4 separate regions of the Homo sapiens genome follow, and regions 1, 3 and 4 are each linked to region 2. Evidence: read pairs that join two places in POLR2A ChIA-PET (ENCODE). Cell type or tissue: OCI-LY7. All regions are shown on one strand. Links, peaks and the distances in the headings refer to the core of each region. The heading gives the core; the rest is flanking DNA.

Region 1 (8,164 bases), core at 1,443-6,442, 53 kb before region 2:
CAATTCTCCTGCCTCAGCCTCCCAAGTAGCTGGGGTTACAGGTGCTCACCACCACACCCAGCTAATTTTTGTATTTTTAGTAGAGATGGGGTTTCACCACGTTGGCCAGGCTGGTCTTGAACTCCTGACCTCAAGTGATCCGCCCACCTTGGCCTCCCAAAGTGCTGGAATTACAGGCATGAGCCACCACACCCAGCTGTTGTTGCAGTTTGGAGTCTACCCAGTCCTCCAACAATAACCCCTCTGAGGCCCATGAAAGCCCTGGGCTCAGCCAGAGTTGAGCAGATGAGGGAACAACCAGCTGCAGAGAGGAGCCACCTTCTCTGCTGAGAACTTCAGAGATCTGCAGAGACCACCAAATGACCAAATGACCTGCCTGCAGGGAGGAACTACCCTCTCCAAGGGCCTCCTCTCTGCTGAGCACTGAACACTGAGGGTATGACCTGCCTGCCTACAGAGGGGAGCTACCCACTGTGGGTCTCCTCTGAGCTGTTCTAACACTAAATAAAGCTCCTCTTCATCTTCTTCACCATCCACTTGTCTGTGTACCTCATTCTTCCTGGACACAGGACAAGAACTCAGGCAAAGGTGCTACCAGCCACAGGGTTTTCAGGAAGAAAATAGACACCCAAAGATCCAGTAACAATATTATTCAGGCACAAAAATATAATGAAGTATTGATACATAACTGAATATGAATAAATCTTGAAAATATGCTAAGTGAAAGAAGTCAAACATAAAAGGCCACATATATTATTCCGTTTATATTAAATAGCCAGAATAAAACAAAGTAGATTAATAGTTGTACATTGGGTGAGGAGATAGGGATATTATAACTAAAGGATATAGAGTTTCATTTCCACATTTCTACAGAAATGTGGAATTGTCCTAAAATTGATTGTGGTGATGATTGCACAACTGTGAATATATTTAAAGTCATTGAATTGTACACATTAAATGAGTGAACTTACACATTTTTGGTATATTTTGTGGTTAAGCTGTGAACAACTTTTACATTGCCATAATAGTATAAACACTATATGTTAAAACTCAGGAATAACCATATTGGAATGCCGAGGAAAGGGGAAATTTGCAAACATGTAACAGAAATAAATCCTCATTTGTCCTACAAAGAGGACAATAGGTAATACCTAAAAATGAAATAACAGTATAAGCATGTTATTTGGAAATGCAGAGGTACACAGCACACAAAAGGTAAAAGGGATGCATTTCCTGAACAAAACTCTTACTTATTATATTTAGAGTTTTCTGAATCTGACAGAAACAATTTAAATTAATTTTTTTTCTTATTAAGTCTTTTGGGAAAGAGAGATGAGAAATCACAGTGACAATCTCAAAGAACTAAAAGCTGTTCTGGCTTTTTACAACCTTCTGGAGAAAAATGAAAATATAGAAAATATATACTAGTGATGTCATTTACAACTTAAGTAAAGGATAACAGGCATTTTGTGAACTAACAATTTCCTCAAAAAAAAAATCCTAAATTCAAGCAAATTATTTCAAGTCTAGAAATTATAAATTACATTGAAGTTGCTTAAATACATTAAAAGCATTTAGGCAAGCTGAAAGTTTTCTCTTAATATGAACTAGAGCAAGCAAACAGTTACCTAGCACTCCCAGAAAGTCACTTCAACTCAGGCCTTTCATAGCACATCATCTTTATGGATGTTTTGTCTTAGTTATTTCTTTTTAATCAAAGCTGGGCAAAAGGAGACAAATAATTTTAATCTCTATTTTCTCCTTGTTACCGCTGAGTGCAGACACCACGTTCTGCACCATTGACCCCATTGATGCGGCAGGCTAGGCTCTCTGCTAGAACCTTGGCCCCTACTGCCTTCGAAGCCTAATATAATTGCCACAGCCAAGGCCATGTCTTCAGAATGGATTCTGCATGATTCATGCTTCCTGGTGCCATAAGTGCAGCTTCTAAGCCTCCCCAGAGATTCTTTGAAATACCTGTGGAATTAAAAACAAAATACAGTCTGGGTGCAGTGGCTCACACCTGTAATCCCAGCACTTTGGGAGGCTGAGGCGAGTGGATCACTTGAGGTCAGGAGTTCGAAACCAGCCTGGCCAACATGGCAAAACCCTGTCTCTACTAAAAATACAAAAATTAGCTGGGCATGGTGGTACCCACCTGTAATCCAGCTACTCAGGAGGCTGAGGCAGGAGAATTGCTTAAACCGGGGAGGCATGAACCTGGGAAGCAGAGGTTACAGTGAGCCAAGATTGCGCCACTGCACTCCACCCTGGCGACAGAGCAAGACTCCGTCTCAAAAAAAAAAAAAAGAAAAAAAAGTTTTAAAATGCATTTTGAATTTAAGCTGCCTGGTTACATTATGACCTGGGGAAAGCCTGAGGTCAGAACTGACATGACCTGAGAAAGACAAAGGGAAGGGAAGGCCACTGTTGGGTGAAGTGCTGTGCTCTCAGCATTTCTCCCCTGCTGCTCTATGGCATCCTCCACCCAGCTGTTGATGGTAGGTGCCCTCGCTCCACTATCTGTGTTGTGCTCTTTTTCCTCCCTGATCTTCTCCCAGGCTCTCCCTGGAGAAGCCCAGGCTCAGGAGGGCCATCCAGCCTCCAAAACCCGAGTCCTACCACCCCCAAGCCAGCTCACCTCCCACATCCCCATAGACTTTGACTATGTAACTGGCTGTGTGGAGCTTTCTCACCTCTGAAATTCTTGTATTGCCTGACCTGTATTTAAAAATACATAGCCATGAATTTAAGTAATAAGTAATTTAAGGTATTAACATCTTGCTTCCTCAGCTGGGCAGTTAGTTCCTTAAGGACAACAGCCATGAGTTGTATTTCTTTGCACCTATTAATACCCGGTAACGGCATTATAGGTCACAGATGTTCATAAATGTGTGACTGATGCTGAGGCAGGCCCATTCTGCAAAGCTCCAAGAGCAACTGTATTTCAAGGCAAATGAGGGAGAGCAACAGCAAACCATCCATGGTTCACATGTAACAAAGGGACTAAATCTGCTTGTCCTGTGAAGGCAATGAATACTCAAAGAGCCTGCCCGGGTAAGCAGATTCTGTTATTGACCTAAAGTTCATTGTCACAGGGGCATTTCTGGTAAAGCCCTGAGCTTAGGGCTGCCAAGATAAGAATGCACATTTAGCCAGGCGTGGTGGCTCATGCCTGTAATCCCAGCACTTTGGGAGGCCCAGGTGGGCGGGAGTTCGAAACCAGCCTGACCAATATGGTGAAACCCCATCTTTACTAAAAATACAAAATTAGCTGGGTGTGGTGGCACATGCCTATAATCCCAGCTACTCGGGAAGCTGAAGCAGGAGAATCGCTTGAACCTGGGAGGCGGAGGTTGCGGTGAGCCGAGATCACACCATTGCACTCCAGCCTGGCAACAAGAGCAAAACTCTGTCTCAAAAAAAAAAAAAAAAGAAAAGAAAAGAAAAAAAGAAAGCACATTAGCCAGTAAAGAACATGACAATATGACAATAAGAGTGAAATGGGAAAAATATTCCTTAGAGCAAAGAATGCAGTGCACTTATTTTAGGAGGTAAAACTCAAGTCACCAGTTACAGAACAATCAACCCTTCGTCCTATCCCAACCTTAATGTTTAGGTCAGTTTCTTGGGTAGGAGGCTGCGATAAACATTACTATTACACACCAGTACCTGCCATTCTACTCCTCTCCCTGGATTACCTTTTTGAATTTAGGTGGCCTTGTGACTTGCTTTGGCCATCAAAATGTTCGTGTAATTGAGATGCGACACTCCCAGGCAGAAGCATTTAACAGCCAGTGCTCAATTTTTCCAGCCGTCTTCCCTTGCTGCAGCAATCATGGGAGCCAATGTCCAGTGAGAGATGCAGCAAAGTCGGAGCAGGGAGACGGAGTGCATTCACTCCAAGTATACTTACTGAGCACCAAGTATGTACTTACTGAGCACCAACCACGTACTTAGCACCAACCACGTACGAAGCATTGTTAGGCACTGGGAATCTCCTAGTGCGCAAGGCAAGGTCTCTGCCCTCATGGACGTTCCTGTCTGGCAGGGGAGACATCTATTTTTAACTTATTTTTAACTTAGATATAAGTCATTATTTAATTCTGGCCGTGACTCATGTTATGAAGAAAGTAGAACTTGTCCAGAGAGCATAGAATACAGGCATCCTGAGGTCTGAGATTCAATGGGAGGGTTGATTTAAGAACAAATAGGAGGGGCCAGTTAAAGAATATTCCAGGCTGAGGTTCTGTGTCAGGGAGGGGTACAGTGAATCTGAAAAATAAAAGGCCAGTGTGGCTGGACAAGAGAAAGTGGGGCAACAGTTCATGAGACTTGTGAAACATGTAGAAGCCAGATTGTGTGGGGCCTGTGGGCTCTGTTAAAGAGTTCAGTCTCTTATTCCAAAACTGACTCGGGTATTCTTGAAACAAACAATGAATGGTCACTTACCACCCTCCTGTCATATTTTCCTATATCCCAGTAGCCCTTGTGGAGTGGCACAGAGCTCTTCCCAGTTGGGAAAGAGTTAAGCAAGTTGAGAGGTTGAGCACATACCCCTGCCATGAGGTCACCAAGGGGTCTATCCTATTCCTCCTGTAGGAACCAGCACCTTCTACCATCCCAGTGATGCTGGCTACAGCAGGGAAGCATGGCTGGGACTGCACAATCCATGGAGCTGGTGGGAGCCCTGCCCTCCTGAGTGGGGCTACAGCCACCCAAACTGTGGTTGTATATCCGAGCCTCCCTGTGCTCTTGGAGGGGGCTAGGAGTAGGCAGGGTCTGCCTGCCTGGTTGCCACAGCAACTGCCAGACCTGCAGCTGCAGAGCTGGGCCTCCTGCTCCACAGAGCAGGCAGGAGCCAGGGACAAGCAGGAACCCCACCCCTTCTGAGTTGGCAGGAACAGCCACCCTCCCAGGCACAGGACCTGGGCATCTTTGCAGCCTGCAGGCTCAGAGGTGTCTGCTCCCACTGCCTGGTGCCTCTGGTCCCAGAACCTACTCTGATCTCAGAGTGGGGTTGGGGCCATAAATGGCAGTGGGAAGCAGATTGATTCCTGGGCAGAAGGGGGCAGGTCCCCAGTAAGTCCCCATGTTCAGGCCAGGGAGGGCCTGAAGGCTGGGGGCTTGGGCTGCCAGTCCTGTGGACTAGAGTGGAGACTCGGGATGCCTCTTCCAGACCCACCCATGGCTGCCCATGGACCAATCAGCATGCACTTCCTCCCCTCTGAGGTCTGTAAAAGTCCTAGGCTCAGCCAGCAGGGCAGAGGATGGCCAGAGGGTGAAGAAGGCAGAGAGACAGACGCAACAACCAGCTGCAGAGGAGTTACCCTCTCTGCTGAGAGCTGCAGAGATGTCCTGCCTGCCAAGAGGAGCCACCCTCTCCAGGGCCTCCTCTCTGCTGAGAGCCGAACATTCGACAGGATGACCTGCTTACAGAGAGGAGCTACCCACTGTGGGTCTCCAACACTAAATAAAACTCTTCATCTTCTTCACCCTTCACTTGTCTGCATACCTCATTCTTCCTGGATGCAGGACAAGCAGTCAGGCCAAGATGCCACCAGCCACAGAGGTTTCTGGCAAAAAAATCAATACTCCAAATATCCCATAACACCAGGGTATTGGCAGCATTCTTTGGCAGAGACGAGGAATCACTCTGGATAGCTTAATAAAAGAGAAATACTGCCTGTATTAAATAGCTATGGAATCATGGAGAAATGGATTCTAAGTTGTGTTTCCAGGAAGTACTCCCAAAGCTACCCCACATAACTGTGCTACCCAGAAAGCTGTGGCCCTCTCATAGTGAGGACACTGCCTGTTGAAACTAGAAGTAGTGTCACAGTTGCTGGCTCAAAATCACAGACATCAGGAAATTGGATGTCACGTGACCTGCCTGTCACCCTATGTACCTCAGTTGCAAATTCAAGGCTTGCACAAATGTGAAGGATCAGGAGAACCTCAATCACTTCCTGAACCTAGCTTCAAGGGAGGCTGGGAAAAGTCATTTTAACTTTGTAGTGTCTGCAGTAGGGAAAACCTGCTAGAAGAGGGTTGAAATTCAGTATATAATTTATTGTGTTCATCACACCACATATCAGAGGAATCAAGGTTGACAAGTGGGATCCCCACTTTGGAAAGTCTTCTGACTTTCACTTTAGCTCTTCAAAACCCTATGCTAACCTAGTGACACTCTCCTTATCTTCCTATTGTATTTTTCCCTATCAAAAATAAAACCACTGTGAAGCATGTATTTCTCCACCTCTTTTGCATTTGGTTAAAGCGTGTGCCTTTCTGACTTTCTATTCCTTGCTTTGGGAATATTAGAAACTCTTAAAAGGGTGAGTTCTTCATCACAGACGAGCTCCGTTGGAACCCAGCACTGTGTAATATTCATACACATCCTTATACAAATATTATTGGTCTCCCTGAGCTCCTGTATAATGCAGTTGTTCTAGACTGTTGTGGGAAGGTTTAAAAGGCAGCTAGGTAATGCAATAGGAATGAGCAATGTTGAATCCTGCTTAAAGGCCAGAGGAGGGTAGATAGTTCATACTTCTCTGGGCTCGTATCCTTTTCTGTGACCACAGTTAAAAGGTACAGTACCCTTAAATCTATTATTTCCTCTGCCTTTCCTCTACCTTGGGCAGCATTTGTGATGAGGATGTATTTAGATAGGGCTTTGATTTTCAGGATTTTGTGAGTCCTGATATTTTGGCATTGGGCATATGGGAGGTTACATCCAGGTTAGGAAAATTTTGTGAGCATCTAAATCCATAGAGATGTGGGGTTTTTTTTGGTTTTTTTTTTGGTTTTTTTGGTTTTTTTGAGACGAAGCCTTGCTCTGTTGCCAGGCTGTAGTGCAGTGGTGTGATCTCGGCTCACTGCAACCTCCAACTCCCTGGTTAAAGCTATTCTCCTGCCTCAGCCTCCCGAGTAGCTGGGATTGCACCAGCTGCGCCACCACACCCAGCTAGTTTTTGTATTTTTAGTAGAGACAGGGTTTCACCATGTTAGCCAGGATGCTCTCGATCTCCTGACCTCGTGATCCGCCCGCCTTGGCCTCCGAAAGTGCAGGGATTACAGGCGTGAGTGACCGCACCCAGCCTTATATGGTGGCTTTTTAAACTCAAATGAATGTGTTCTGTTTGTTACAATCTGCCAATAAGGAGACAAGTTCAATGGAGGAGGCAACTGAGGATGAACATCTCCGAAATGGGAGTTGAATATTGCATAGGCCGGCTGCTTACTGTATCCTCTGTAATAACTCGCTGAGTAATAAAGGATGCATGGCTGCATAAGGACCACAGGGGACTAACTATTAACGGTTGTGGACATGGCCAGGAAGGACCGAAGGTATGGCATCAGCTGCACCTAAGATTCTGCACCCAAGACTGGTCTTTGCCTTCTTTATTACCTTGGGACCTCAGAGAGGCCTTGAAGTACAAAGGGGAGAGGGCCCCATAGCAAAGAGAAACCATTATTCCTGCCCTGATAGCGGTTATTTCTAGAACTTCTCATGAGCATTCAAATAGCCCTGGTGGAGTGTGGTGGCTCACACCTGTAATCCCAGCACTTTGAGAGGGCAAGGCAGGCAGATCACTTGAGGTCAGGAGTTTGAGACCAGCCTGGCCAACACGGGGAGACCCCTGTCTCTACTAAAAATACAAAACAAAAATTAGCCCGGTGTGGTGGCACGTGCCTGTAATCCCAGTTACTCCGGAGGCTGAGGCAGGGGAGTTGCTTGAAACCGGGAAGCAGAGGTTGCAGTGAGCCAAGATCGCGCCACTGCATTCCAACCTGGATGACAGAGCAAGATTCTGTCTCAAAAAAAAAAAAAATAGCCCTAATGGTTGAGAATATTAGAGCAAATGCCAGCTGCCTAATTGTTCTTGGGGTGGTGATGATGATTATGATCATGATGATATCAGAATCCAACATGCATTGAGTTCTTTGTATATGCCAGACACCATAATGAGCATCTGACATACACCATCTCATTTAATCATCGCATTATATTATTATTATTATTCCATGTTATATAAGAAGATATTGAGGCATACAGCCCATAGATATTGAGGATCACACAAATAGCAAGTTGTTGCTTGAGGAAATCCACGCTCAAATTCGCCCCATAACACTTACTACTTATCAATTTTTCCTCTTT
Region 2 (5,000 bases), core at 1-5,000:
CAATAAAGTGCCTACTAAATCTAGTATCATTTTTGGTTTGCATGTTAAAGGAAAAGAAAGCAAGAAAAGGATATTAAGGTTTAACTACATCATAATTAACTGATACTAGAGCTGATTATTTTCCAGATCTGTTTTGTGAAATGTTTGTCTACAGTGAGATACTGTTAACTCTTTTTCTTTTTATTATTATTATTTTTTAGTTCAGTTTACGGGACTTACGGAAAAACTATATAGAGTAGTTACTAAGAATATAGCTTCTGAAGCCAGAAAGTACAAATTCAAATCCTGGCTTTTCTATTTTCTGGTTGTGTGACCTAGGACAAGTTGCCTCCCTTCTCTGTGCCTCAGTTGTTTTATCTGTAAAATGAAGATAATCATAATAATACATTTTCAGAGGATTTTTGTGAGCATTAGAGTGCATGGCACCTTGTAAATACTCAATAAACATGAATTTCATCATTATACCCAAGAGACGGCCAAGCCTCAAGTTACTTATGAAGCAAGTTGTGTTCCTCAAGTCACCCATTTTTGTCTTTTGCATAACCTGATAAAAAGTTTTTGGCCTACTCTTCCCTGTTCAATGGTTATAACCTTATTTTTAAAAATTAGTCATTAGTCATGGGTAAGCCACTTTTTAAATGTATCTATACCACTTCAAGTGCCATGTCAACCATGGGTTCAATTAAGTTGCTAACTTCTGATAACAACCGGAAGAGCAACCCTTATTTAATAAGCATGTGATTGCTAAGATCTGGCACATTGAATTTGAACTCTGATTATTCTTAGTGATCCATAGTCAGAAAAGTGCAATTTATAATAATAGCTCTTGTAATAAATAATATTACATGCTTTTCATAGTTTAAAATCCCAAATGTCCCCTTGTGGGTACACAGAAGTCACATAAACATGAGTACTCCAAACTCTGCTGACTCATTATCTCTCACTGACAGGATGTCAGCGCCCTCTTCCCTACCCCAAGAAGTGGTAGCAATTATTTCTAGATACGTCTCAAATTTGTTTAGGATCAAGTCCTGCTTTAGTTTCCCCATTAAAGTATACTCCCTCCAAGTGACAGCAGGTGGCATCAACTGAAAGATGTCACTGCTGTGCTGTGCCTGCCCCCAGCTATGCTCTGTGATGTTATTTTATACAGAAATGGGGAGATGCCCTCTGGATGCAACAGCCCTGAAGCAGCACTGCTTGTACCCCACTCTCACAAGGACGCTTGTCTAAAATGTCCCATCAGGTGTTACTCATTGTTACTCATAGCCCCTTTCTTTTCTTTTTTTTTTTTTTTTTTTTTGAGACAGAGTCTTGCTCTGTCGCCCAGGCTGGAGCGCAGTGGCATCATCTCTGCTCACCACAACCTCCGCCTCCTGGGTTCAAGCGATTCTCCTGCCTCAGCCTCCCGAGTAGCTGGGACTATAGGTGCACACCACCACGCCTGGCTAATTTTTTGTATTTTTAGTAAAGACAGGGTTTCATCGTGTTGGCCAGGCTGGTCTCAACCTCCTGACCTCATGTTCCGCCCACCTCGGCCTCCCAAAGTGCTGGGATTACAGGCATGAGCCACCGCGCCCAGCCCCATAGCCCCTTTCTTTAAATGAGTTGGACCAAGGTGCTGAGATTAGCTGGCGTTAAACCTACTGTCCCCCAACTATCCTCTTACTCCCCATCTCTGCCTTAGGTGCCTACTCAGCAACTTCTCACCACTCACCTCCTGTAGGTAGAAAAAGAAATTCAGCAGAAAAAAAATAACAACTAAAACCCAAAGCCCCAAGTGCAAATGAACTCTTTTAAATAGGTGTAGAGAAAGGATTGGTGGCTCAGCTGTTAAGGAACATTCAGGAGAGCCTGCAACATATTTTGTTCCAAGTAAATGTCTAGTTCAGAGGACTCAGCAGATAAAATATCCTCTCTCTAAAAAGAACTGAAATTACTGAAAATATGTGCACATTTATATCATTACACATGGCCCAAACTGCTCTGGTGAGAAAGAAGGGGGTACATCTGAGCGACAGGGACATGTATGTGTCCTCGCCCCAGGCCCTGAGTACATCCACCATGGCTGAGGGTTAGATCCTCACACATTTCAGTCCCCTGGCTGCCAGCCTACCTCTGCTTGAAAATTTATCCACGTGGTTCCTCCTTTGGATGCTCACAAATTGTCAGGTGCACACTACCACACCCAGCTAATTTTTTTTAAAGAGATGGGGGTCTACTATGTTGCCCAGACTTGTCTCAAACTCCTGGGCTCAAGTGATCCTCCAGCCTTAGCCTCCCAAGTAACTGAGATTACAGATGTGAGCCACCGCACCTGGCTCTTTAATTTATATTAGCCATTTTCTATAATTTGCTTAATTAAAATAGGAAAAGAAATAATTACTTAATGCAGTTTGTTGGGGGACGGCTGGCTCAGCGCTGAGAGAGGTGGCCAGGGAATGGTGGGAGCTGCAGTGGTGGTGGCAGTGGCTGGGGTGATAAGCACAGCCTGGGGCTGCCCCTCCTCGGGGGCCATGCTGCATTGCACTGCATGGGTAGCCACGAGCGAGTCTAGGACGCAACGGGAACTGTGGAAGGTGCATCCACAAATGGACCAATGTGTGTAATGATGGAATCTCCTTACTAACCATTACCACTGCCTCTCCTTGATAAGTGAGCCAGAGAGTGAGTGGGTCAGGGGAGAAGAAAAGAGGTCAACATGAAGCTAAAGCAGCGAGTCATGCTGTTAGCAATTCCTGTCATCTTTATCTTCACCAAAGTTTTCCTGATTGACAACTTAGATACATCAACTGCCAAGCAGCGTTTCACTACTTGATCCCCTGAGGGCTTTTCACCGAATGATGACTGGCTTGTGGATGGAGCTGTCACCCAAGTTGGACCACACGTTGCAGTCTTCCTAGGAGACTGCAGCCCAGTGGGTGGTTCCCCAGGAAGTGTACTGTGAAGAGACACCAGAGCTGGGGGCAATCATGCATGCCATGGCCACCAAGCAAATTATTAAAGCTGATGTGGGTTATAAAGGGACACAGCTGAAAGCCTTACTGATCCTTGAAAGGGAACAGAAAGTTGTTTTCGAACCTAAGTAGTATAGCCGAGACTATGTAGTGGAAGGGAACCATATGCCGGTTATGATAGACACAATGCGGAGGTAGCAGCCTTTCACTTGGACAGGATTGTGGGTGTCCCAGAGCCCTGCTGATGGTGGGCAGATCCGTTCATCTTCAGACAGAGATCAAGCCTGTTACCATGGAGCAGCTGTTGAGCCCCTTCCTAACTGTAGGACACAATACTTGTTTTTATGGGAAGTGTTATTACTACCGAGAAACAGAATCAGCTTGTGCCGATGGAGACACAATGGAAAAATCTGTCACACTTTGGCTTCCAGATGTGTGGCCTCTCCAGAAACACTGACACCCGTGGGCCAGGACTTACTGAAAAGGCAAATTGGCCAGGTGGGAGTATGATGAGCGCTACTGTGAGGCTGTGAAGAAAACGTCCCTTTATGACTCTGGCCTGTGCCGCCTGGACACCATTAACACAGCTGTCTTTGATTACCTGATTGACAATGCTGACTGCCATTACTATAAGAACTTTCAAGATAATGAGGGCGCCAGTATGCTCATCCTTCTTGATAACAACAAAAGCTTTGGGAACCCCTTGCTGGATGAAAGAAGCATTCTTTCCCCCCCTCTATCAGTGTGGCATCACTCAGGTGTCTACCTGGAACAGACGGAACTACCTAAAGAATGGTGTGCTGAAGTCTACCTTAAAATCTGCCATGGCCCATGACCCCCTCTCCCCAGTGCTCTCTGATCCTCGTCTGGACGCCATGGACCAGTGGCTCCTGAGTGTCCTGGCCACCGTGGAGCAGTGCACTGACCAGTTTGGGATGGACACTGTATGGTAGAAGACACAATGCCTTTCTCCCACTTGTAACTCTCAATAAAAAATAAGTGAAACTTCTTTTTACAAAGATAGAGAAGCAGCACAATCAATTCCAAATGGTATGAAATGGATTGGAAATGGCCAGCAGCAAGTTCTGGTGACAGGGGACAGGGTGGCCTTGGATGTCTTTGGTGTTTTCTGTAGTAGAAACTAAAGCAAAGACCACAAGTTTCTGAGCATGGAGATGTTCCTGCTGAATCACCTTCTGAATTCCTCAGCAATTGCCCATTCTAGCAATAGGCATCATAGTTGGTCAGTCTTAATTCCCAGGCCAAAGGACAATCAGACATTTTCATAGATGAATACTGGGATTGGCTCTGGAGTGTGTGTTTTGAGTGGAACATTTCAGTCCTTTCTCCACACCGGTGCATATTGTGGAAAAATATATGTATACATTCATGACTAAAATCTATTAGAACACAAGGTTCCCAGTACAGGAGCTTTCCAAGAAGATTCTACTTTTTAGCTGGTCCTGAGTCATGCCCTGTGAGGCATGGAGCACAGAGTGGAAACAAGACCAATGTGGTTCCTCTTCTCATGGCACTCATAGTCCAGAAGAGGGGCACCAGTGAGTGATCCCACATCCATACGAGCACGTTGTGAAAGGCGGGTACAGAGCATGGTGGGAACACATATGAGGGACTCTTGGCCTCCTAAAGGAAGAGGCCTCTAAAGTGAGACCTGAAAGTCAAGAGGAGAGGTGAGGCAGGAGGGAGATAAAGGAGGAATTTCCAGGTGAGGGCCAGAGCCAGAGAAAACTTTAATATGGTTGGGACTTTGAGAGTAGTTCCCAGTGCTACAGAGGGCCAGGGCCAAGGTGGGAGAGGTGGGGAGAGCAAGATGAGACTGGAGAGGTGGACAGGGCCAGGTCACAGAGCCCAGAAGACCCAGTGAAGGATTGTGGCTTTATCCTGGAGGCAGTCAGGTTTTAAGTAGGGAGCGGCATGGTTAGCTTTATATTGCAGAAAGATCACTCAGGTTGCTTTTATGAAAATAAGTTGAAGAGGACAAGACAGAGGGGAAGCCTATTCAGATAAGCAATGATGGAGTTC
Region 3 (8,164 bases), core at 1,719-6,718, 130 kb before region 2:
CTACCCATGCCACACTTAGGGAAGCACTATCTTAATGTCTGTGCATGCTGGTGCTCTGCCTGGAAGGTTCTGACATGGACACTCTCCATGAGTTTTTTCTCATCCTTCATAACTCGTAAATATTACCTTAGTAATATAAGTCTTAGGCAACCCTCCTGTAGCAGAATTACTTCTCCCCATTATCAGAGTACTCAGTCATTTTTGTAGCACTTTCCTCTACTTCTTCATTGGTGTTTCCCCAACTAAAATATAAGTTTCATAAGGGCAGAGGCAGAGGCCATGTGATTCACTGTTGTATCATTAGTGTCCAGCACAATGACTGGTATGTGGAGATGATAAGTACCGAATTAATGTTTTCCCAGAACCACACTGGCTGCATCTACCACCTTAAAAAGTTAATCTTGGCCAGGCGCTGTGGCTCACTCCTGTAATCCCAGCACTTTGGGAGGCCGAGGCAGGTGGATCACCTGAGGTCGGGAGTTTGAGACCAGCCTAGCCAACATCATGAAACCCCGTCTCTACTAAAAATACAAAAAAAAATTAGCTGGGCGTGGTGGCAGGCACCTGTAATCCCAGCTACTCAGGAGGCTGAGGCAGGAGAATTGTTTGAACCCGGGAGGTGGAGGTTGCAGTGAGCCGAGATCACGCCATTGCACTCCAGCCTGGGTGACAAGAGTGAGACTCTGTCTCCAAAAAAAAAAAAAGTTAATCCTTCAGAATCTATTATACCAGAGAGCCCCCTGGCCCATCTTATTTTCATGTCACATTGATTAACCTGAGGCTATACAACAGGTTCCCAAGAGTAGGCCTAAAGATTTGAAAGCATGTCAGAGAAAGTGAAGCCTGGAATTTGAAGACATGCAAAAAAACACATTTTTCATTATCAGGCCAGGTGAAGGTTCAAAGCGACTTTTATCTTTTTTAATAATTTTTAGAGACAGGGTCTTACCATGTTGCCCATGCTGGAGTACAGTGGATGTTCACAGGCACGGTTGTAGTGAACTGTAACCTCAAACTCCTGGGCTCAAGAGATTCTCCCACCTCAGCCTCCTGAATAGCTGGGACTACAGGTGCATGTCATGTCGCCCAGCTTCAGAGCAGCTTTTAGCATCATCATTTTAAGTTTTTGTGCTACAATATAAGTAACTACTAAAAAGTATTTTATTTTTGTTTTGAGTCAGAGTCTCACTCTGTCGCCCAGGGGCTGGAGTGCAACTCACTGCAGCCTCCACCTCCTGGTTCAAGCAATTCTCCTGCCTCAGCCTCCTGAGTAACTGGGATTACAGGCTTCCGCCACCAGGCCCCGACTAATTTTTGTATTTTTAGTAGAGACGGGGTTTCACCATGTTGGCCAGGCTGGTCTTGGACTCCTCACCTCGGGTGATCCACCTGCCTCAGCCTCCCAAAGTGCTGGGATTATAGGCGTGAGCCACTGCAGCCTAAAATGTATTTTCAAAAGTAAAAAATTATATGAATAAAGTAATATTTGTTTAATTAAAGTGAACATGATCTTTTTCTAAAAATTCCATACAGTTTAAGATGAGTTATATAGATGGAAGTTTAGGAATATTTTTATTAAGTATTTTTCTATGTTATTTACTATAGTCTGATTTTATTAATAATCTGCACTATTATGTCTAGGGGAAAAACACCTTTTCTCTGATATTAGACATAAGAGGCAAAATTAATCATTCATAAGACTCTGATTTAGCTGTTCTCTAATGACCCACTATCTGGATGATTTTCTCATAACCAGTTTACTCACCAGATCACAGTCACCCAGATCTAATTTCTCTAATGATGAATTAATTTGCAGCATTGCAGCAAAAAACATTCCACCTTTATTTTCAATTTTGTTTCCAGTCATTCTTAGGTATTTCAGAGTCCGATTCTTCTGAAAAGGAAAAAAAACTTATTTAATAATTGTTAATCCACAGAATTCTATATATTACATGAATTAGGAGACTGTATTACTATTTGCAGACTCCAATTTTCATGGAGCTAGAACACGATATATATTTTTTTTGAGACAGAGTCTCGCTCTGTCGCCCAGGCTGGAGTGCAGTGGTGTGATCTCGACTCAATGCAAACTCCACCTCCTGGGTTCACAGCATTCTCCTGCCTCAGCCTCCCAAGTAGCTGGGACTATAGGCACCCACCACCACGCCTGGCTAATTTTTTTCTGTATTTTTGGTAGACATGGGGTTTCACCATGTTAGCCAGGATGGTCTCGATCTGACCTCGTGATCTGCCCAGCTCGGCCTCCCAAAGTGCTGGGATTACAGGCATGAGCCACCGCGCCCAGCCAGAAGAGGATATATACCTTAAAGGTAACATTCAATCTACCATAATAGATAAAAATCTAGTTTAACAGTTGAGTAGAAAGAATGCCCAAGAAACAGATGCCCAAGCAATAACCAGTAAATAAAACATATATTAATAAACTTTCACTGGAAAAATCTGTAAATTTATCTTAAGAAAATTATAGCACTTCACTTTTTTAAATTGAGGTGAAATTCACATAACATAAAACTGACCATTTTAAAGTATACAATTCAGTAGCATTTAGTACATTCACAATATTGCACAGTCATCACCTGTAGCTAGTTCCAAAACATTTTCATCATCCCCGAAGCCGGTCCTATACCATTAACCAGTCACTCCCCATTCCTCCTATATCACTTTTAAAGTAATATAATTTGATAAATATTTCACAAAATCACAGACATTTCATCATTCTAATGAGTAACTATTAGGACATATAATAGTGTAAATAATTATCACGATTCAAACCCCTCTGAGATCAGGAAGAAGAAAAGGATGTCCTCTCACCACTTCTATTTAACATTGTACTGGAGGTTCTAGCCAGAGAAATTAGCCAAGAAAAACAAAAAGAAAAACCATACAAATTGGAAATGAAGTGAAACTCTGTATGTGACACCATCTTGCATAGGGAAAATCCTAAGGATTCCACCAAAAAAACCTGTTAGAACTAACACAAGAGTTCAGCAACATAGCAGGACACAAGATCAATATACAAAAACAGCTGTATTTCCATATGCTAACAATGAACAACCTAAAAATGAAATTAAGAACAACAGTTCCACTTACAATAGCATAAAAAAAAGTTAGGAATAAATTTAACAAAAGAAATGTAAGATTTGCACATTGAAAACTACAGAGCATTGCTGAAAGAAATGAAAGGCCTTAAATAAATGAAACATCTTATGTTCGAGGTTTGGAAGACTTAAGATGGCAATACTCCCCAAGGTGATCTACAGATTTACTGTAATTCCTATTAAAATCCCAGCTGCTGGCCGGGTGAAGTGGCTCATGCCTGTAATCCCAGCACTTTGGGAGGCCGAGGTGGGCAGATAATCTGAGGTCGGGAGTTTGAGACTAGCCTGACCAGCGTGGAGAAACCCTGTCTCTACTAAAAGTACAAAATTAGCCAGGCATGGTGGTGCATGCCTATAATCCCAGCTACTTGGGAGGCTGAGGCAGGAGAATTGCTTGAACCTAGGAGGTGGAGGTTGTGGTGAGCCAAAATCGCGCCATTGCACTCCAGCCTGGGCAACAAGAGCAAAACTCCATCTCAAAAAAAAAAAAAAAAAAAACTCCCAGCTGCTTTTCTTGCAGAAATTGATTAACTGACCTAAAATTCATATGGAAATGCAAGGGACACAGAAGAGCCAACACAATCCTGAAAAAAGAACAAGGACACATTTCTTGATTTTAAAACCTACTACAAAGCTATAGTAATCAAGATAGTGTGGTACTGGCATAAGGATAGACATACAGATTAAAAGAATAGAATTGAGAGTACAGAAATAAACTCCTGTAATGATGGTTAGCTGATTTTTGGACAAAACTGTCAAGACAGTTCAATGGGAGAAAGAATAGTCTTTTAACAAATGGTGTTAGGACACGTGGATATACACATGCAAAAGAATAAAGTTGGATTCCTACCTCATACCATATTCAAAAATTAAAATGGATCAAAGAAAGAGCTAAAACTGTAAAACTCTTAAAAAAACATAAATCTTTGTGACTGGGTTTTCAAGATGAACCTTGAAAACATTAAGCCAGTCCCAAAAGGCCACATATTGTATGATTCTGTTTATATGAAATGTCCACAATAGGCAAATACATAGAGAGACGAAGTAGGTTAGTGACTGCCAGGGGCTGGAGAGCAGGGGGTAGAAAAGATGGAGAGGGATTGCTAATGAGTTTAGGGCTTTTCTTTTTGGGGTGATAAGAATGTTTTTAAAATAGTGATAGTAGTGATACTTGCACAGCCCTGTGAATATATTAATACTTAAAAAACCACTGAAGACTTTCAAAGGGTATATTTTATGTATGTGAGTTAAATCTTAGTAAAACTATGACTTCAAAAGTGTTCATGCAATGTCTACACTTGAATAAATTAAAGTATAATAAAAATATACATTCCTACAATATTAAAATAAGTTCACTTCAACATTGGACACTGTTGGTTCCAAGCTATCAGAAGTTAGAATTTCCAAATACAATGTTAGTTTGAAATACATAAATGCTTACATGTAGCACTTTAGCAATCAATTCTCCACCTTCGGGCCCAATATCATTAAACATGAGGTTTAAGTAAATGAGATTAAGTTGTTTCTATAAGAGAAAAGAAGCTATTACACATTATTATTATTGGAAATTGGTCAGTTTTACATACATGTATATACATATACACATACAGTATATACTTTATTTGAATAAGTGTTTTCCTCCAAAGAAAATCTTTATAACCAAGAAAAACTGTATCCTAGCAAAAACAACTACATTAAGGAAAAAAATCATTCTCATGTAATCAAAATATAATTACAATATAAATGAAAGAAAAAACTATATTTACCTTTGATCAATCTGAAAGATGTGTGGTGTATATATTTAATCATGGTGTACAAGTTTGCAAAAGATAACTTAGGAGCTCTAGCTACTGGCTCCATTGAGACCAAATCCACAATGGGTTTCCAGTATATTTCGAGTGTTCTAGCACAGAGTCAGGACCCTTGACATCAGGTAAAACTAGTGTTTTATGTGTGTGTCATTAGACTAATTGGTTTCATTGTAAATGGAACTAAGGACATTTTGTAGTAAAATAATACCTGAAGCAGTTTCGCAGCATAGTATGCACCAACATCACATAGAAGGTTATATCCAACATCCAAACCTGAAGCACAGATGAATAGAAGTGGATATTCATTATAAAGAATACTTAAAATCAGATCAATGAAAAGCAGGAGGTATTGATTCTTATGGAAACATACCATTAATATACAGACAATTCTTTAAAATTTTGGAAAGAATCCAAAAATCTTCACCTGTAACTCTTTCTACTGGCACTAAGCGATTGTTACCAGCAATGTTTAATGTGATTCCTGCTGCTAGCCTGTTAAAATACAAAAAAAAAAAAAAAAAAAAAAGATTTTGAAATAGAAACCCAGTAAAGAAGTAAAAGTATGTTTCCTTCATGTATAAATAGTCATATCACAGATATCATTTACTGGAAGCAAGCATATAATAAGTAGACTTATACAGTATATTTATACCAGGTAACTTAAAACTACTGAACATTCTGCAGACTGCAAAGTGCTTTAAAAGATTCCATATATTTAGCTCTCTCACACACACTCACACTCACACAAACAGTATCCCCACTTTATAGATAACACTGAAAACTTCAGTGATTTGCTTAGACTCACCCAGCTCAGGTTAGGCGTGGTGGTTCACGCCTGTAATCCCAGCACTTTGGGAGGCCAAGGCGGGCTGATCACCTGAGGTCAGAAGTTCGAGACCAGCCTGGCCAACATGGTGAAACCCTGTCTCTACTAAAAAATACAAAAATTAGCCGGGCATGGTGGCGAGCACCTGTAATCCCAGCTGCTCGGGAGGCCAAGGCAGGAGAATTGCTTGAACCCAGGAGGCTGAGTTTGCAGTGAGCCGAGATCACGCCACTGCACTCTAGCCTGGGCGACAGAGGGAGGCACCATCTCAGAAAAAAAAAAAAAAAAAAAAGATTCACCCTGCCCACAAACAAAAAAAAAAGATTCACCCCACCCACAGAAGTTAAAGATCACTCTGGAGCCCAAGCTTGGGTACTCCTGGTCTAGTGCTCTTTCCTGAATACTATACCACCTCTAAGACCTACTAACAGTGTTGCTCGTGTACTTACTTACCTGAATCAAATGGTATGTTCATTTTACCAAGCATTTTCAAATGGCTATAAAATCACTCAATATGTTAGGATTTTCACACACATGAATATAAGCAAACACTATTAATGTAATCAAGTATTTGTCTTTCTTACCCCTTTTTAATTTCTTCATCCACTTCTTGGAGTATATGCAATATAAAAGGATTAATTTTCTGGGATTTTTCCATACACAGATTAGAATAATGTTTCTGGAGACCAGATTCTGGAGATTCTGAAAAATATATGCATCCTCTATCACATATAAATTATTCTAGAAGCTTTAAAAAAAACCATAAAAACTACCTCTTTCAAATATATGAGTTGTATGTGTGTATAGTGGGGGTAGGGAAGAAAAGGAAACAGAATTAAGGTTAGAAAAAGAGAAGAGAAATAAAAATAATGAATGGGAGAGATAATTAAAATGCTGTTTGGAGAACTAGGGCCATTGAAGCACCCATTGAGGCTTGGCAGACACTGGCTCAAGTGAGCACCCTACGTTGGAAGTGACATAAAGGGAGAACTAAGCTCCATTATGTGCCAGGCCTGGTAGCTGAGGAAAATGACTTCCAAAGAAATTGTATATTTTGTCCAAAACCATGCAGCTAATAAAGGCAGAGTGCAGAATCAAACTGATTCCAAAACCTCTTTCCACTGTGCCCTAATGGGTTACAGGGACTCAAGGTTTCTTTTTTTTTTTTTTTTTTTTCAACTCAGTATCTCAGCATCCACGAGAGGAAAAGGTTTCTTAAAATAGCTTCACATAAAAACAATTTTATCTAATAACCTAACTCAAAAGGGATCTGATAAAGCACCTACTCCCACAAGCTTCTTGGATACCCTCTACACCATCCCAAGTTTGAATGTAACTGTCATTTCTTCATACCAAATCGAGGCCTGGCTCACAGAAGCTCTTCTCCTACCCAGCCTTCCATTTCCTCTTTCTAAAGGTGACTTTTCCCTAAGTTCTTAAGAAGACAGACACAAAGCAGGAGTTGAGATCTCCTTTCTGTTATACATGCAGATTTCCTTAATGACCTTGCTGTTCTCAGTAATACCTCAAAAGCATCTTCTGCAAGGCCTACATCTTCTGGGGTGGAAGTTATGCTGTTACTTTTCTTAGAAGTACAGGCCACTGTCTTTGTTTTCTATACATCTACCTTTTGTGGATGTCTTTTAAAAATTTGTGCACAGAGATCTCATTGCTCAACCAGCCTAGCTTTTTAGGAGCTGGCTTCTCTTCTAAGTCTCTACATCTCAGAAATGTTGTTTACTGAGTGTCCTTTGCACTCTGAAGAATAATGAGTTTGCTAAACGGATCTGCAGAACGAGATTTAACATGAGGAACATTACATTTCAGATGAAAGCAAACAAAATTTTCTTATAGTTTTTAATAACCTTTTTAAAAATAAATTTAATATACTTATTCCAGACAATTTGGAAATTTCTTTTTTTTTTTTTTTTGAGATAGGTTCTTGATCTGCCACCCAAGCTGGAGAGCAGGAGCGCAATCTCGGCTCACTGCAACCTCTGCCTCCCGGGTTCAAGCGATTCTCCTGCCTCAGCCTCCCGAGTAGCTGGGACTACAGGCACACACCACCACACCCAGCTATAAAGACGGGGTTTCACCATGTTGGCCAGGCTGGTCTCAAACTCCTGACCTCAAGTGATCAGCCTGCCTCAGCCTCCCAAAGTGCTGGGATTACAGGTGAGCCACTGAGCCCGACCGGAAATTTCTAACATTAAAAAAAAATACATGTTAATCTGCAATCCCACTGCCAAAGAACAACCACAATTGAGGTCTAGGCATACATACTTCCTATAGTTTTTCTTTTATATGCATATTAAGTATTTTTTAAACAAAATTGGAATCTTTGGATATAACTTTATATGCTGTTTTTTAAATTAACATTATATTGTAAGCAGTTTTCCCATGTCACT
Region 4 (8,164 bases), core at 1,733-6,732, 53 kb after region 2:
ACATAAATAGGTGATTACCCAACAAACAAGAGAAGAAAGGAAATTCATTCCAAGCAAAGGGCATAGAACACACCGAGATAGGAAAGTATGAGTAGTTGTGTAAAAATGTCAGAGAGTTTTATGTTAGTAATGTGTTCTATGTCATGGGTTTAAAGCCAAACAAACGGAGGCTCTGATACTATACAAATGTTAAATAATGTCAGTCTCATCTTTCAACCTAATTGTGAAATTATTTTCAACACAATTTGATTGAAAGTTAATAATCTACTTTTCTTTCGTGGGGGTGGGCAGCTGTGCAGGAAAATTGACAGAAGCAGATGATCCTGCTGGTTCTATTGCCTTCAGTATCTACTCATCAGGGAAAAGGCTTTTTTCTACTAAAGTTGCATTGTTTGTTTTTAAAATTCTTTATTAAGAATCATTTTTTCCACTAAAGTAAATTTAAGAAAATGGGAACTGTTGCAAATGATTTAGAAGAAAATCCAAATTACTAATAATGTTGCTTCGTAGATAGCCAGCCACATTACCATTTGAGAATATATACTTCAAGTATCTGTATGTGTACACATGTACTCTTAATATATGGACATGTATATTAACTGCATTATAAAATGCTGCTTTTTCAATTAACATATGAGGAACAGGATGTATTTTTATTTTCATTTGGAGTGGAAATAAATGTTCCTGAAAGAAAATCTGGAAATCATATAAGTGCACAAAGAAAATTAGAATATATTTTCATTATAGATTTTTTTTGTAAGACATTCTGGAGTAAAAAATGTAAGACTACACTTCATATTCAAATATGCCACTACTATTCTTAAATCCCACTTTGTACTCATAAGTAGTTAATCATTAAGGTCTCATTTCAGATTCTTGTTTGTTTATATATGTATATGTATTCATAGCAGATATGATGGTAGCATTTTGAGGGGCAGTTTGAACATTTGCACAATTATATGCACAATCATATTTACATAATTTAAAAATAGCTCTTCCAAATAAGTAGTATGGGCCAAATGAGGAAACCTAGAAATTAGCTTTGTGGAAGTGCTCATAGGCTGGACCTAATTGGGGAGCAGATGGAAGCCCAGCCAGGCAGGTAAAACATAGAAACATAGGTGCTTCAGGGGACTGAACACAGTGACAAAAAGAAGTGGTTATCTGGGCAGGAAGAAAGCATCTAGTTAACAAGTGCTGTGATGTGCTGGAGCAGGCACCAGTGAGGTGTAAGTAGAAAGGTAGCTAGATAGTCACCATTAGCAGGCACCAGTGGTGGTAGTGAGACGTAGCTTCTAGATTGTATTGTGGCAATTAGACATTATCAAAGCAGGAATGGAGAAACCAATCAGAAATTCTGAAACTAGAACATGAGATTTGAAAAAGTGACTTTTAGATGACAAAAATAAGGGCAACCCAATTTCTTGAGTAGGATTGTAAGGTTAAAGAGAAACTACCAAGCAACGTTGACTTAATCTGGGGTCAGATAAAAAATGAATAAAGCAAGGATCTCTCTCTCTCTTAAGAAGTTTACCGTCTAGTGAAGGAGCAAACAACTACTACAAATTATATAGTGAGTTAGAAGATAAGTGCTATGGATAGGGTAACAGGAAACGAGAGAATGGGAAGGTGGGCTTATGTTTTAAACAGAGTAGGTTGTGGTTGAGGGAAAACTTGAAGGAAGGGAGTGAAACAAAAGGACCTGCTTATTTGGGGGAAGAGCATTCTAAGTAAAGGGAACAGCCAGTGTGAAGGCCCTAAGGTGAGAATATAAAATATAGTAATAACTGATAAAAAGAGAGAAAACAATCTATTTAGAGAGAAATTAGTGAAACCAGGAATACATCATGTTTTGCCAAATATATTGCACATTTTTCAATTTGATGTTGTGCACGTCCTTTTCAGAGTCCAAAAATCTCACCTTAGTATATTTAATCATTGCTTAATTGAAGATAATCATTACAGTGGCACACTGAATTGCGAAGTACTTGGAGAAAAAATAACACCAAGAAAGCTGAAAAGACATTATTTGGACCCATCAAATCATCACTTTTAATCTGTTAACATTTCTTAAACTGTTTATTTTCTCCTTTCTTTATTACGTCAGCTCTTGCATTTGAGACTTAACATAAAGTGAAGCTGAGTCTTGATTATATGAACCCAGAAAGAGTCTTTATATGGATAATCTCAAACCTATAATCTCTTTTATACTTAAGGTACATCATTAAAAGTGAAAATTATATTGAATATCACTGAGTTTTGACAACTTTTATATAATTGACTGTAAAGTGTTTTGATTTAGTGGTAGAGTTGACTACTTTTTCACGGGCATACTAGTTGTAATTTCTCTTGTGTTGCTAATTTATGCCTTCCTTTGCTTATTTTATTCAGGTCTTGATATTTTTGCTTTTCAGTCTCTATCTATATGGGGAGTGTAATGCCATACCTGTTTTTCCCAAAGGCTTTTAAAGAAGCAGTTTTTTCACCGAGCCCTAAAAGTAATGAAAATGAAATATGATAAAGACATAAAGAAAGAAAAAGATAAAGGAAAAGCTGAAAGTGGAAAAGAAGAAGATAAAAAGAGCAAGAAAGAAAATATAAAGGATGAGAAGACAAAAAAAGAAAAAGAGAAAAAAAAAGATGGTGAAAAGGAAGAATCCAAAAAGGTGAGTTAATCTAAAATTAAGTAAAAATTTAAAAATCATTATGTGCACATGAACACTACTGGCCTATGAGCACATTTAAGTATTATGCAACACCTACCTGAGATAACTATATTAGAGTTGTTATAAATACCGTGGTTGAGAATTTTTATTTCTGTGTTACAAATAGTCAGTGAAAGTTTTTTGACTGTATGAACATCATATTTCTTGCTTACTTGTGTTATTTCTTCTGTCCAACTTGTGTTTTCATAGGAGGAAACTCCAGGAACTCCTAAAAAGAAGGAAACTAAGAAAAAATTCAAACTTGAGCCACATGATGATCAGGTTTTTCTGGATGGAAATGAGGTGAGAGTAAGCCTATAACTAGAAGTTCAGTTTTCTATAGGAGTTTTTAGAAAGATGTTTGATGCCTTCACTAATAAAAGGAAAAATTTTGAGAAATCTAATTATGCTCTTAAATGTATAAAAGCTACTCCATTTTTAAAAATCAATAATTTCTCTTATTTAGATTTTTAAAAGTCAGATTTGACTGTGAGTGATAGGAAACCTGAAATAAAAGCATCTTAATACAAAATAGATGCTTATTTCTTTTTTATCAGTGAAATCTGTAGGTAAGCTGTACAGATACGTCAGCTCCATGGTGGATCCCAGCTCTTCTTTTCTCCTCTGTCTGAGGCTTCTAGCTAAGGTTACCTTATGGTCCAGAATGACTGCCAATCTTATATCTGCATCGAAAAGAGGAAAGGAGAGTGAAGAATATGTCTCCTCTTTAAGGAGACCAGTTTAAGGACACTGTCCAGAAAGCTGGTAATTTCATTTCTGCTTGAATTCCATTGGCCAGAACATAGTCACATGGTCATGCATATGAGAAGTAAAATCTTGGAAATGCACTTTTTATACAGGATGATTATTTGCCCAGCCGAAATGTAGGGTTTCCATTATTATCAAAGAAAAAAGAGCAGAATAGGAGATAGCTACAAGTCTCTATCTCTTACAGAATGTAAGTCAGACACATCACTTGAGGGGCTTAAAATTTTTAACATTTCTTGATGCTTTATGCTTATCATTTGTAATGGAAGATTTGTATGGTGGTAGCCTTCCATAAAGACTGCTTAATTCAGTCACTTCACCAGTACGTAAACATGAGTTATATACTGGGCATTGAACTGTTGTGAATTTCAGGATATATCCTTTCCTGTTATACCTATACAATAGTAACATCTATAAAGTCATGGCTCCTAGGGTTGTGTGTTTGAAATTCTTACTTGCATGAGACTATCTAGAGTGGGATTGTGGGGGAGGATTATATATCTATAATAAAGTGTCCTCAGGTGACTGATGTGAACCCCTTGTTGAGAACCACTGTAATAGAAATTTTTATTTTTATAGGCGTTGGGAATAGCTTGATAAGTAGGATAAAATCTCTTAATGGTCTAGCAAAGATACAGGCACTTAAACATGTTAATATAGTACAGTGTGGTAAGCATTAATGGTGTGAAAGCACCAGGTAGGAATAGTTAATTTAGTCAGGAAGGATAAGAAGGGTCTAAAGGACATTTGAGCTTAGACTTGAAGATGACTGGCAGATTGCCAGGCGTGCCAGGAAGGAGGTTAGGTCTGTTAGGGAAGGAAACAGCCTGAGCAAACGCATGGGTGCTTGGTATCCTGAGAAGCCTAGATTTTATTCTGTAGAAAGCAGCATGCACTCCATAACTTTTAAAGTTGTGAAATATCTTTTTTAAAAAAACATGTTTTTTTAGAATGGAAACTGGCAGAAGTAATATCTGTGAATCTGATTCCCAAGGAAATGGGCAGAGTAAAATAAGAGGTTAAAGTGGAACCTCTGGTGTTAAAAATTGAAGAACCACGTTGGAAAGACAATAAAGAGTTCTGGTCAATATAGAAATAAGAGGGAAGAGTACTGTTATTTATAGAAACTAAGAAATAAAACTGAGTTTTATGGATGAATGATCAAACAGAGTTCTGATCTGAATGAAGTAAATTTCTGTTGTGTAAAATAAGAGCCTGATAAAAGTAAATTAAGTTTTGAAGTAGTGGTTCCCAGCTTATGGGCCCTCCATGGAGGAGTAGGCAATGAAATTAATACAGTCATAGAGACTATGTTCACCAAGCATGATCTTTAATAATTGATCTTTGTGTCTTCTCAGGAGAGAAAAGTGTGGAGTTGAGTGATACTAGATCTGTAATAGGGCCTGGCTGGAATCTGTCTTAACTGCGCTTTTATCCCAGACTGGTTCATCATTACATTAGGGACAAAAAGGTTGGCAGTTGCTGGTGTTTTGGTTGAATAAATAATGATGTGCACACATGGAACAATTTTTTTTTCCCCCAAGACAGAGTCTTGCTCTGTCGCCCATGCTGGAGTGCAGTGGTGTGATCTCAGCTAACTGCAACCTCTGCCTCCTGGGTTCAAGCAATTCTCCTGCCTCAGCCTCCCGAGTAGCTGGGATTACAAGCGTCCACCACCACACCTGGCTAATTTTTGTATTTTTAGTAGAGGCAGGGTTTCACCATGTTGGCCAGGCTTGTCTTGAACTCCTGACCTCAAGTGATCTGCCCGCCTTGGCCTCCAAAGTGCTGGGATTATAGGCGTGAGCCACCAAGCCCAGTCAAACAAATTTTTAAGTGTATGTAAGAACATACAAATTTACTTAAGTGCTTTATAGAATTTATAGTTATCCTATAATCATTTTCTAGCGCCAGAAGAACCACTACTACTGAAGGAAAGATCTTTGGAATTTATTTACCTTAGAAATTACTTCTCGTATGTTAAGAGGTTGATGACTGCTTTAAGGGACCTAAAATATAGAATTAAGCATTACTTTCTAATGTGACATTAGAACTTTTAAGCACCGAGGTTTCTTGATTCTTCTAGGTGTATGTATGGATCTATGACCCAGTTCACTTTAAAACATTTGTCATGGGATTAATTCTTGGTAAGTAGTGAGATGTTAATAGCTATAAAGTGCAATCTAAAATTTAGAAAACAATATGCAGATACTGTAAAAGAAAATGTTCCTAAATTTAACATAAAATAGTTGTCATTTTAAAAATACTTTAAATAAAGTCAGAAGATAAATAATACACTAAGGAAAATATTTGAAACATATTAAAGATCTTTTAAGAGATTAACAAACTGATAGAAAAATGGTCAAGGTAGTTAACAGATAAAGAAATACAATGACCAATCATCATGAGTGATACTTAATCACACTCATATACAAATTAAAGCTGTAGTGATTAAGAGTCTTGCAAACCTTAACATTAAAGGTCTTAGAAAAAAATCAGCTCTCTCTAACAGTTGATAGGTATGTCTATTGTTTTAATTTTTGTAAAGGGCAGTTTGTCAGTATCTTTGAAATTTTATGTGTCTGCAGTGACCCAGCAATTCTAGGCTGTTCCCATACAGTTGCACAAAGTGTGTGCATTGACACATTATCTGTTTTTTTCCAAATCCCTTAGACTATACTTGAGTATAATCTAGCAAATATCTTTCAAATTCAAAATGCTTATACCATTTGATCTAATAAATTCCACTTTAAGGAATTTACCCTATGCCATAATCACAGTTGCACAAACGTACATGTGCAAGGATATTATACCTAGAATAGATAAAAAAAGAAAAGAAAGTTACAGACGAGTAAGAATAGTATAAGCTCATTTACTTATTTAGAAAAAAAGTCCCTGTAGCTAGTTAATTATATATAGGCAGTCTCTGAGAATACAGGTAAGCTTAATAGTACTTAACCTCTGGGAAGTGGAATAAGAATTAGATGAAGACTTAATTTTCTCTATACCTTTTGATTTGCTTGTTTGTGACAGGGTCTCATTCCTGTCACCCAGGCTGGAATGCAATGGCACAATCATGGCTCACTGCAGCCCGACTTGCTGGGGTCAGGTGATCTCCCACATCAGCCTACTGAGTAGCTGGAACTATAGGCACACTCCACTACACCCCGCTAATTTTTGTATTTTTTTGTAGAGATGGGGTTTCGCCATGTTGCCCAGGCTGGTCTCAAACTCCTGGGCACTTGCCTCGTTGTCCCAAAGTGCTGGGGGTTTGATTTGTTTTTGATTTGCTTTTTAACGTGTGTATTCCAGGAGGTTTTATGGGGAAAGAATGATTTAACAAACAGAAAAAAAAAAAATAGGTAGCAGTTAAAATAAGCTTGGTCAATATGGTATGATAGGATCCCATTCAAAATAACTCTTTAAGGCTGGGCTCAGTGGCTCACACTTGTAATCCTAACACTTTAGGAGGCCAAGGCAGGGAGATGGCTTGAATCCAAGGGTTCGAAACCAGCCTAGGCAACATGGCGAAACCTCGTTTCTACAAAAAATTAGCCGGGTGTGGTGGTTCACACCTGTAGTCCCAACTACTTAGAAGGCTGAGGTGGGAGGATCACCTAAGCTCAGGAGGTCGAGGCTGTCGTGAGCCAAGATCATGCCACTGTACTGCAGCCTGGGTGACAGAGTAAGACTCTGTTTCAGAAAACAAAAAGCAAAATAACTCTTTTATAATAAGAGTACTAGTCACTTTGCTAGATATTTTGCGTACAATATATCATTTCATCCTCACAACAACCTTTGAAGAATAGGAAGAGACTTATTAAATATAAGGTAACTTAGCCTCAAAAGAGTTAAGTAACTTGCCCAGGGTTACATAGCTTATAAGTGATGGAGCTAGAATTTTAATCCTGGTCTTATTCTAAAGACCTAATAACCAGGCTTCTAATTTCTTATAATTCTTTCTTGTGTCCCCACTTTACTTGCAAAAAAACTGGAGACACTTGTAAACAGTTTCCCTAAGCACCAAAAAATACATCTGTAGCAGAAATCACCTGGGGAATCTTTCAGTCTGTGGATGTCAGAGCTCCACCCCAGAAGAAGAATCTCCAGAGAGGGGTCTTGGAAATCATTTTTTGTTGGCTTTGTTGTTCTGTTGTTTCTTTTAGCTCCCTTACTTAGTAGGCAAATATCTTAGTATTTTTTAAATAAAGTAGATATAGCTTGAAAAAGGGGGCAGTTGATAAATTAAGGAGGCAACAGTTTTGAATTTCTACATAGCATTTTTTTCTAATTATATGTAATTTACACTAATAAAAACTAGTTTAAGAATAGTATAAAATGTTAGGTTGAACAATATGAAATTGCTCATAATTGACCATTTTTTACCTATAAAAATGGCAATTTTATATTTCACTGTGTTTATGTTTCTCAGTTTTTCCCCCAGGGATATGTTTCTGTTAGTGCAGCCATACCATTTAAGTTTTTATTCTAAAATTTAACTTTTGTCATTTCTTGTTCCAGTGATTGCAGTAATAGCGGCCACCCTCTTCCCCCTTTGGCCAGCAGAAATGAGAGTAGGTGTTTATTACCTCAGTGTGGGTGCAGGCTGTTTTGTAGCCAGTATTCTTCTCCTTGCTGTTGGTAAGTATTGTTATTATAAAATTGACCTCAAGAAGGTTGGTATTGAGCAG

What was found. ChIA-PET counts read pairs that join two places held together with the same protein. Peaks named below come from ENCODE experiments on the same cell type or tissue, not always from the same donor. Only the 100,000 strongest peaks of a DNase experiment are listed, where the experiment ranks them.
Region 1: POLR2A ChIA-PET joins it to region 2 with 9 read pairs; 2 of 35 experiments call an interaction of 5 or more read pairs at or near these places.
Region 3: POLR2A ChIA-PET joins it to region 2 with 6 read pairs; 2 of 35 experiments call an interaction of 5 or more read pairs at or near these places.
Region 4: POLR2A ChIA-PET joins it to region 2 with 6 read pairs; 6 of 35 experiments call an interaction of 5 or more read pairs at or near these places.

What each region holds. Positions count from the first base shown.
Region 1 is chr3:169,875,169-169,883,332 of GRCh38, forward strand. No RefSeq gene overlaps it. Among named protein-coding and RNA genes, the nearest start is that of LRRC31, 9.3 kb to the left of the region's middle. In OCI-LY7, for the core only: no CTCF peak of the experiment used is centred there; a DNase peak (open chromatin) is centred at 1,823.
Region 2 is chr3:169,929,297-169,934,296 of GRCh38, forward strand. The region is part of intron 7 of SAMD7 (sterile alpha motif domain containing 7); the gene reads left to right. It also overlaps the pseudogene FAM20BP1. Among named protein-coding and RNA genes, the nearest start is that of SAMD7, 20 kb to the left of the region's middle. In OCI-LY7, for the core only: a CTCF peak has its summit at 1,073 (motif pointing right); DNase peaks (open chromatin) are centred at 1,095, 2,115, 2,575 and 3,025; H3K4me3 peaks cover 2,620 bases; H3K27ac peaks cover 3,596 bases.
Region 3 is chr3:169,802,288-169,810,451 of GRCh38, forward strand. LRRC34 (leucine rich repeat containing 34) reads right to left here. Exons shown (of 11, transcript NM_001172779.2): 2 at 6,341-6,458; 3 at 5,301-5,422; 4 at 5,139-5,203; 5 at 4,561-4,644; 6 at 1,766-1,894. Among named protein-coding and RNA genes, the nearest start is that of LRRIQ4, 6.5 kb to the right of the region's middle. RefSeq lists enhancers at 3,869-4,013, 6,125-6,269 and cis regulatory regions at 3,941, 6,197. In OCI-LY7, for the core only: no CTCF peak of the experiment used is centred there; no DNase peak of the experiment used is centred there.
Region 4 is chr3:169,980,246-169,988,409 of GRCh38, forward strand. It overlaps SEC62 (SEC62 preprotein translocation factor), which reads left to right. Exons shown (of 8, transcript NM_003262.4): 4 at 2,462-2,666; 5 at 2,916-3,008; 6 at 5,560-5,620; 7 at 7,995-8,114. Among named protein-coding and RNA genes, the nearest start is that of SEC62, 18 kb to the left of the region's middle. In OCI-LY7, for the core only: no CTCF peak of the experiment used is centred there; no DNase peak of the experiment used is centred there.